Regions from separate parts of the Mus musculus genome. Here region 2 is linked to region 1. Evidence: chromatin loops called from intact Hi-C (ENCODE). Cell type or tissue: left cerebral cortex. All regions are shown on one strand.

What was found. Hi-C counts contacts between places; a loop is a spot of excess contacts. Peaks named below come from ENCODE experiments on the same cell type or tissue, not always from the same donor. Only the 100,000 strongest peaks of a DNase experiment are listed, where the experiment ranks them.
Region 2: a loop joins it to region 1, with 7 times the contacts of the local background. A loop is called at or near these places in 21 of 42 quality-filtered maps.

What each region holds. Positions count from the first base shown.
Region 1 is chr4:102,508,095-102,513,094 of GRCm38, reverse strand. The region is part of intron 5 of Pde4b (phosphodiesterase 4B, cAMP specific); the gene reads right to left. Gm52668 (a long non-coding RNA gene) reads left to right here. Exons shown (of 3, transcript XR_003955083.1): 3 at 2,768-4,886. Among named protein-coding and RNA genes, the nearest start is that of Gm52668, 4.9 kb to the left of the region's middle. In left cerebral cortex, no CTCF peak of the experiment used is centred here; DNase peaks (open chromatin) are centred at 1,389, 2,043, 2,440, 4,295 and 1 more place; H3K4me3 peaks cover 934 bases; H3K27ac peaks cover 3,049 bases.
Region 2 is chr4:102,586,687-102,591,686 of GRCm38, reverse strand. Pde4b (phosphodiesterase 4B, cAMP specific) reads right to left here. Exons shown (of 15, transcript NM_019840.2): 7 at 763-856. Among named protein-coding and RNA genes, the nearest start is that of Gm52667, 20 kb to the right of the region's middle. In left cerebral cortex, no CTCF peak of the experiment used is centred here; DNase peaks (open chromatin) are centred at 184, 1,843 and 2,800; H3K4me3 peaks cover 2,867 bases; H3K27ac peaks cover 4,367 bases.

The DNA.
Region 1 (5,000 bases):
CCGAGCTCCTCCGATGTTTCGGACTCAAGCTTGGGCAATCATTCACTGCTATTTGCTCATTCCATTAGTGTTTACTGGGCATCAGTTAGGTTTTACATTCTTAGTTGGAAGCCCAAAACTAGAGGATTTGTCTATGCATTTGAGATACTCATGCTTCGGTTAGGGAAGAAAACAAGATATTTCAAGTACTATTTTTGAGATTTTGAGACACTGATTAAAAGTTTCTGAGATAATAATTGAATAGGACATTATAGGGACATAATCTGAAGATGTCAGATAAGTAGTCTCAAATGATAAAAATGTACATTCCAGATGGAAATGGATAAATCATGTGGTATTTTCTAAATATATACTATATACCAGGCCTTTTATTGAAAATACATGTTTATTTTAATCGTCACTCAAGAATTGAAGAAGCAAAAAAAACATATACAGCCCTGGGAAAAGAGTCAGTGTGGAAAGATAGGAGGCAGGAGGCTGGCATATTTATCTCACACAACCATGAATTGAGCAATGTAGGGGTAAGGCAATAAGGGAGACAAGGACACATGCACTCACGCACACATGCATGCACGCACGCATGCATGCATGCACGCACGAATGCACATACACTCCCACACATGCACACTCACACACACCACCCAAAATCAAAACAAGACAATAACAAAACAATCAATAATGGGGCTTAGAAGAAGCATGCTAGATCAGAAAGAAGGTTGGGTCAGAACGTGCAAACACTGTGGACAACAAACCACGTTGGAAGATGACCATAATGTTTTGGGTACAGGAAAACAAAGTCCTTTATGCCGGGAGAGAAGAAAAGACTAGAAAGAAGTGGTTAAAGGAGCTGGCTGTCCTGGCAATGAGAGAGAAATGGATGAAGACGGTGCAGTTTTGGTTCTCCCAAGCCAGGAACTGCAGAACAAGGGAACAGAGCAGGGAGGACATGGAACCTGGGTCTCCACGTAACTCAAGAAGGGTTACCAAAAGTTTCAAGTGTCTAGCATTTCTATACACCCCAGTGATAAATAAAGGAAGGGAACCATCCATGGACTGGAGGGGCAAGGACTGTAGTAAGAAGTAAGTTTTATAGCCTGCATGGTAGATGAAGGGAGCCAGATCTGAAGAGATGATGAAGGTAGCTTTCTGGCTCTGAGCCTCAGTGGTAGAAAAGTCCAGGTGTGGAGCGAGTCCTTGGCAGACATTCCAGCTGCAGCTCAGGTAAACAGAGCCTGCAGGCATTCCCAGGAAGAGGCAGCTGTGTCCCGAAGGGCTTTTCTCCGACAGGCCTGGAAGCTGCTACGTGATCGGGCTTGAGGCGGGCAGCAGCTGGGGTTTGGGAGGACACAGGCACGTGGATAGCCTCCTGTGGGTACACTGCTGCAGATGAGACAGCCCTGAGAACCAGTTTGTCTTCCTGGCTTCCTCCTCCACCCTTCGCTACAGAGGCTCAGTGCCACAGCCCGAAACAGCTGCAGAAAGATTGATTCAGAGATGAGGGCTACAGCTTTGAGCCGTGCAGAGGCAGCAGAAAAGGCAATCTGTGTGCCTCTTTGAAGGACGCTGTTTGTTTAAGGATCCAAACGTCAAACAACTTCAGTAGCAGACAACAGTGATTTGGCTAGAACAATGTATGCCCCTGAATTAACATCAAGATGGGCTGAACAGAGCAAACTAGAGACTCCTTTTTTTCAAAGTTCAGTATCTTCCTCTATGGTCTCAATTACAGGAGATCCATTTGTGCACAAAACATTTAGGCAATAATATCTGGGTGTCTTTTGGAGTCTACTGTAACCAAAGAGAAAGAAAGGCCGGAACAAAATGCAAAGGGCAAAAAGAAACTGTTTGGAGACAGTCGGCTACAGTGTAAACTTTTCGTTCTCTCTCATAGCAAAACCTGATGGCTGTCTTTGAAAAAAAAAAAAAAAAGTGTCTGTATCTAGGTCCCTGGCAGTGATTTGCCTCTGGGAGGGCCAGCAATCTATTTAATGACTCCATTGACGTCAATGGCATAACTGAAATACTTACTAACATGCATGATTCCAGCTTTCAGGGGGAGGGGGTGGACAGTGTCTCTCAGCAGCGCGAAAACACGATGTGGAGTCTGTGAGGAACGGACTTGGCTCTTTCTGCAAATGCTAAGGGACTAGATGCTGCTGGTCCCCCAGGTCCTGATTAATATGAGGAAAAAAAACTTTTCCTGCTAAATGAAGAAATTAATTCTGAACAAGGGAACGTGGCCACTAATAAGCAAGACCTTATTTTTAGCTGTGTTTGCTCAAGGGAACAGTTTTTACCATTCTCACTTTAGCTGCCTTACTAATGATTTTGCAGTTAGCCATCCTTAAATTTAGACATATATGAAATCATTGCAAATCATTGCAGGCAGTTCAGCGTCCATGTTCTGGGGTAAATGTTTATAGGATGGCTATTTTAGACAAAACAGGCTCTTTCAAACCATTTGGGGCACTATCTTGAGAATTTCCCAGCTTTTCTGGTATAGTTCTATTTTATGACTTCTATTTGTATATAAAGGCTCTTTATATATGGGTGTAACTGAGCCGATTGTCCCAGAATTCCAGGTTACACACATCATACCGAACACTGAAGAAAATGTCTGCTATTTTTATTTTTCCCCTTTTCTTTTTTGTAATTTCCTTCGGGACCTCCTTTGTCCTGAGTGGCCAGGGTCTTTGATAAGATGGTTGATCTTATTTCTGTTTGCCCGTGTGTTGTAATCCTGCCTGACTGTTCTTGCTTAATGCAGAAACGAAGTAAAGGTTCAGCTTGTGCTGGCCTCCCTCTCCAGTCATCTGCCACGGATCAGTTTTCAAGCCTGAGCCATGGTCCTCAGAGAGACCTCTGCCCATATACAGCCGTCCCGCTCACATCCCAGGCCTGGCAGTTCTAGCAAAGCCTTGACTTTTCTGAGCTGTTCAGGGTCAGAGACCATGTACTGAGCCCCTGTTCTATTTCTTGAGCAAAATGTGCATCTGGCACATCTACTTGAATCTCAGAAATAGTCAAAGCTAAGTGAAGATGAGTGAGGAGTCATGTGGAGAAACAGGCTTCCTGAAAGGAGGTCTCTTCTACTCTTCATCAGTTGTATCATCATTCCTTCCAGAGTGGCCCTGAAGTGATGCTAGAAGACATGGCCTCCCTGGAGCTTGGGAAAAACCTTAATTAAGGCTGCTGTTGAGATAGGTCAGCACATTTTGTGCTTTACTGGAAGACTTCTGCTTCCTCATCCTATTTCTCCAAATACATTCTTTCCTTGAAATATATTTTAATTGACTCATGTTGGAAATCACTACAGTTAATGCTACAGACACCCAAGCTGTAGTCTGCGGTAGTCTGGCTTGGAGATCTCCGGGCAGCTCTTCAGATATCTCATCGACATGGTTGGCTGCCATTTTGGATGATCCATGAACTTCTGGGTTACTTTAAAAACAGCTCTATTACAAGTGGTGATAGTCATGATTTGCACCAATGGCTCTTAGTAAATTTTAGATGAAATAGTATGATAGAATACCCTACTCCACACGTTATTCTGGCTGCCACAAAATTCTATACTTGATGTATATATTGTTGTAAATTAAGTCATTTATGAGACTCAGAGGTGAGAGTTTCTAAAAAAAAATATGTTTCTAATCTTTTTGTGTAGGAAAAAAAATTCCTTCTGCAAACGCAGTGATCACCTAGCGATTTATTTTCTTAGTAGGTTCTCTCATGACATAGTCAAAAAAAGCGTAAATGAGATATATGCCCGAGCACAGGAATAAGGGTATGGGGAAAGCCTGGCAGTGGTTACATAACCGCACATATGTATACAAGTTGATTTGTTTCAATTATTTGATTTGGTTTTTCCTTTGGGAAATCTTGAGTTTTCAGTCTTCCATGTTGAATATGTCCAGGTGAAAGAATTCAAGTTCCTGCCTTGTTTTAGACTTAATTTTCTTTTTATTATATTATTTTCCTTTCTTTTTCACTCCTACACAGAAAATAAAACCCCAAGACTTTACTAATTCAAAAGAAAGTGATGCTGGTCTCCAAGTGGAGCGGCTCATAACCTAGGATTTTTACTGCCCTCACGAGGCTTCACTGTGACCTCCCAAATCTTCGCACTCAGGCTTTGGAGCTGCTCTCTGCCCATTTAGTCCTCCATCTTTGAATGGTGGCTTCCCTACTTTGTCAGCAAAATGTCACCTTCTTAGGTTTCATCCTTTCTTATTCAAAACTGCATGAACACATTGGCATACGTAAGGCCCCAACACCTTCTAATTTCAGTAGAGTAAGTGATAAAAACTCTGAAGAAAGAAACAGAAGCGCAGAAGTAAACACTTCCTTCAGACGCAGAAACTGGCTTATTATTATATTTTATCTTTATGAGCACATTCTTTCAAATACAGTCCAACCTTTACGTAGTCCTGGCCAGTTTGGCATTGACTCTGTTCCGGCCGTGTAGACATAATTTACCATACTATAAAGACAAAGAGATGAGAAAGATGTGGTCTCACCCCCAGGAACCCAGGATCCAGTGGGACAGACACACCACTGGGGAACCATTGTGTACCCCAGAATTAAGTTCTCGACAAAATAGGAACAATCATGCTAAAAACACAAGTTGTCATTTCAAAGACAAGACTTTCCTATTGCTCCCCAAAAGCTGAGAATCTGGTCCAGCAGAGAGAAGAGCTGACTCTGATTGAGAGATTTCATCACCCAGTGACTCGAGGTAAGTTTAGAAACTTCAACCAGATTGGAAGAATTCATTGGAATTGAAGAATCACATTTCATTTACATGAATGAAGAAGCAGCAGAAGAAGAAGGAGTAGAAGAGGAAGAGAAGGAGCGTGAAGAGAAGAAAAAGTAGGAGGGAGAAAAGTATGGGAGGAGAAGAGGAGGGAGAGAGGAGAACAAGGGGGTGGGGAACAAGGAGAGGAAGATGCTGCAGGGAGCCATCTTTTGCCATCTGGCTTCTCCTGTTTGCTTCCATTGTT
Region 2 (5,000 bases), 79 kb before region 1:
GAATCCAAATGTCAGGGTTTCTCATGCATTTTGAGGTACAGATAGACCAGTTCTGCAGTCCTCATTAAAACAGGCAGAATGGGTTCATGATACAAAAGTTCCCCTTAAGAAAATGTAAGAAATTCCCAAGGGTCAAACAAGACCCTGGGAGGAACTGAGGACCACCCCTGCAAACCTATGGCCAGTGCTCTGTGTGAAGTCCCGTCCACATAACTGCAGAGAGCAGAAAACCATCAGAATGAGAAGACAACGGTACAGCTTAGAGAAAACAAGGCCTCTCAGACACCAGCCCTACCCCCTACACACATGCATTCATCTTTAAGAAATAATCCACCAAAGCGACAGTCAATTTTTTCCAGAATATGCTCTCTGGGACTCTGCATGCATGACCCTTACAAACACCTAAAAGGAAAGCTTCTTGTCTTAAACCAGTTACAAGAAGATTTTTTTTTTTAAAGAGATGCTAGTGTTGCTGGGTAAGGTTGCAGACCTTCAGCTGCTCTAGAGGTCCCTGCAGGACCGGGGCAGTAATGAGAAACCATATAAATGCAAGCAGCCCACCATAGCCTGAGGTTCAAAGGGTATTTTCATTTCAGAAATATCTTCTTGCTTATTGTTTTCCTATAGAAAATGACTTTAGCTCATTTTTTGGATGGATTTTTTTCTGCATTTAACCTCACTCCAAATTCACAGGGATGCCCTTGGTAGACTGTAAAAATTCACCCTGCAGAAGCTCAGTGGGTTTTTCTGTTAGCATCTTACCTAAGAACGTGTTTGAAATGTACTCAGACACCTGGTTCCCTGATCTGCTCATCTCTGAGAGGTGTGTCAGCTCCCGGTTCAGCATCCTTTTGAACTGTTTATAAAGAAAAGAAAATGCATTAAGTGTCTGGGAAAGAGCAAACGATTGCTGGATTGCTGTACTTCCAACTTCACTTTCTAGGAACCAAGAGACTGTATCATCAGCCAATTTCATTAGGTTAATGAGGGCTACAATAGAAATCACAATGTCCCCTCAATTTGAAAGCATCCCAATGTCACTGTAGGAAAAAAAATAGTTGTTAAAATCTCTTAAAATTGTTTTCTGGTTGATTTTTGAAGTGGCAAACTCAGGAAAAGAAATTTTAATAAAGGCCAAAATAATGTCACTTGAATTAGGAAAACTGGGGATAATCCTAAAAATATAGTTTGATGTGATAACGTATTCAGTGAAAACAGATTAAGTGAAAAGTTTAAGAAAAAATGAAAAGAAGAGCAGAAAGCATTTTTTTAAAACAGAGTTGAGAAGAACCAGAATTGAAACACATTACAGTACATTAAAATACAAGGCAAGAAAACATGTCTTATTTCATTTTAAGAAGCACCTGTGGGCTAACCGTACATACAAATTAAACCACTGCTCATGCCGTCCACTCCATGAAATACAGAGGGACATAAAACAATCACATTCTATCAGAGACACAGAACACAATCAGATTAACCCACCTTGATATAACCCCAAGAAACAGATAATAAATAGTTTGCCTCAGGCATTTTGGAAGCTCTTCTTGCCACAATCCACAGATCCCTTTGAAAGAATTCAGTTCTAAGAGAGCGGTCTCCAGGGGGATCAGGAAACCTCTGCAGTTCCAGTGGATAAAGAACCAAAACTTAGAAAAGACAAAGCCTTCCAGACGGGTGGTACTCCCTAATCCACAGCAAGCTGGTCTTCATTCACACCCCATCCTTGCAAGAAGCCTATGCGCTCGCTCCCTCCCTCCCTGCTTATTTCCAGGCAGAAGAGAGTAATGAAACCCGGAATTGTACGAAGGAGGAGCAAGAGCCTGTATTCAGCTGGCCGGTTTGAAGCACTTCTTCAGTTAGGAACAGTCCTGGTGCCCGGAGGGGTTTCCACCCTAGATTAGTCCAACTCTGCCAGGGAGCAGGGAATCTCTTTCCCCTCGGGAGCTGTCTGACTGGGAAACAGCCATCTTTTAAAAAGGAGAAGATTAAAATGGAGGAAGCCCCATGAATATTTAAGTAAACCTGAGGTCCTACCCTCCCCCGTTCCAGCTAGGTGTTCTTTAACCCTCTCTTCCTCTGCAGACAGCCCTCTGCAGATGCAGCCTGACACAGCAGCACTCAGCTCTTCTAATTGCTTCCAAGTGATGGTACATTTGATTAATTGACGCCGAGCTTTGCTTTTAATTTTTTTTTTTTAAATTGGAAAAGGTTAGAACTGTAACTGCTTTCTGACTTGGCTTCCAGGGTAGGAGAATTTCTTTCCTACCAGCTTTTGGTACATTATTTGCCCACCAACTGGGTGCCGATGCATTAGTCTCTTTTCCCCGTGGACTGAATGGGGATGGAATTAATTTATTTGGTTCAAAAAGTACTTCATATGCAGTGTGCAATTTTCTGCACTCAGTAAGTTCATTAATATGCTTATTACATCATATTCTGCAAATGGATTAAATTCATAACCTTTCCGTGTAGGGTCCGGAGTACGCTAGAAAATCTGAGATAGCATTTGCTGCATGAACAACGATTTATCTGGCGTTATGCTTATTTGATATTTTACGGCTGTTACGTCTTATAATTCATGCTAGAAATGTCTCAGAGTTAAATTATTTTAGTTTCATTTTAGCAACCCAGGACATGCTGAAAATGACATTCTTTTCCTGGCTCCCCTGCCAGCCTCTTCTTGTCAGCATTACAGTGCAGGCAGTGGGATGCCTTGCCCTAGCTGACTTCATTTCTCCCCACCTCCCCTACATCCTATTTCCTAGCCTTCCTCGGAGTTCCTGTATTGCATGTTGAAGGATCAGCAAAGCACCATGGCAACAGCCCGAACTTGTAATTGGCTCTCTTTCCTGTGAGGCAATTCCCTTTCCAAATGAGCATCCTGCCTCTGACAATAGCTTCACTTCAGGCATCTAAGACTCAGGTCAAACCATTGCTTCCCCAGAGAGATGCCTTTTGAGGTGAAGCGAGGCTGAACCTGAGTCTCTGCCTGTTGGCTCACTGTACCTCCCACTGTCCTCAGAGATACAACCACTGTCTTTCTGGGTATTCCTGCTTGTGTATGTGTGTATGTTTTCAAGTGTAGCCCGACACCTCTGGGTCAATCATTTCTGCTTTTAGACTACATGTTGAACCTCAGTGCAATTTTGAACTCCAGGTGAATTGCATAAATTCCAAGTTATGTGTTAAGATATAACCCTGTCACTATGGCCTCTCCAAGCCATGAAACTAGCTCTTACTGAAGACTGGGAAGTTGGGAAAGACAGCTTAATGAGTACTGATTGGTCTGCTAGTGTTTCGCAAAGTAACAAACTTTAAACTACAGTAAACATATCTTACATAAAAGCTTAGAGACTAATGATCTCGTATCTAATCCTCCACCCCACCCCCTGCACAAAATTTAGCCAAATATAATAGATATAATAGCCAGGCATTTTGGTTTCTTTGATATCTCTGAAATACTTGCAAACATTTTGGAGTCCACTAGGACTGTCCCACCTCAATCAAACCATTCTGTCATGTTTTCAACAAACACCAATGGGACACCTCAAATGGCCATGCAAAGCAGTTGGGGAAAAAGCAAGCAAAAGAGCAAACACAAGTTCTCTTAGGGTTTCAATCAACTTTCATTCTAGAAGAAGAGTCAGACCTACTAGGATCCACCCACTAATCCTCATTTAACAGTCTGAAGAGGGTAAGGAGGACTATTTAGTGGTTTGGTTGGCTGCTCTGTTCAGGAGACGAGAGCAGGCCAAAAATGAATCATATATGGCAAGATACTTTGTTTCCCCTCTGTCCTTCATATAACTTTTCTTTGTCATAGAAACCTGTTGGGATTCGCGGTTCATCAGTCTGTGTGGTAGAGGATGGTGGTTTTTAGCCATGGGGCTAAGTAAACTACACACCTTCTGTATCTTTACAGAAGGGGTCAGTGTGCTCATGCAAGTAAACAGAGGAATACCATCTCCCTTATATCCACGCCTAAATGAATTCTCCTGTGATCCTATTACTAAGGGCAGGCCAATGCATACCAAAAACAAAGTTGTCCAAAGTCATCCAAAGGTAGCCATAAAATACACATGGCGAAGTACACAAATGGAGGTCATCCAGGATCAGAAACCAATCTAGACCTTCTAAATGTTGCTTAGCAACCACCACTGGTTTTCCTCAGCAAGGGAGGGCCCCACCACACTGACTAGGGCAATCATTGCTCTCATTTAAAAAAAAATTATGAAGGGCCCACTTGTTTGGGGGCTCTGAAAGACTAAGAAAGGCAGATGTGGCCTTCTAACAAGACAAAGTCTGATTAGTAAAGGTAGGGCTAGCCCTGGTGCCTGGACTAGCCAAGGACTGGAATTGATATGTTAAGGTGCCAGCTGATGGACAGTTGAGGAACTCAGGATAGATGGGTTTTCAGAATCTGAATCTGGCAAGTTATAGGTAGCCATGACACAGCAATCAAGCCTCAACATGGATTATCAGTCTTTAGAGCTGGCCTTGGGACATCACCCCATCTTTCTTCTGTGAAACAGGAATGAGACAGGACTTCTAACCCACCTCTCTGCCCCAACCTCTCATGATTGTGTGGTAGATTCTAGGGCAGCCTCCTACAGTTTGGGTGCAGTATTTACTAGCAACTAGCTCCTCTCGGAAAAGAAAACTCTTTCTGTACTGCTGAGGTAAGCAGAGAGGGAACTGGAGATGCCTCTGTGTGCAAGAATAAACCACTGGCTAAGGAGACACATATTAGTCGTAACTCAGACCTCCACAGCCTGAGTCGCTTGGAGCCTTCCTGTGGACTTACCCAGTTAGTTGTCTCAATATGAAGGTAAAATGGATCCAGAGTGAAACTATGGCCCAAGGACTTGTGGAGTTGGAAGGGAATGGATTTATTTACTTCATCAAATGCAGTGGAGAATCCACAAATTGGAAGGTGCTATTTCAAAGATAAATGAGTTCCCGTGTCTCCTGTACACATATCTTATTTTTTCTTTAAT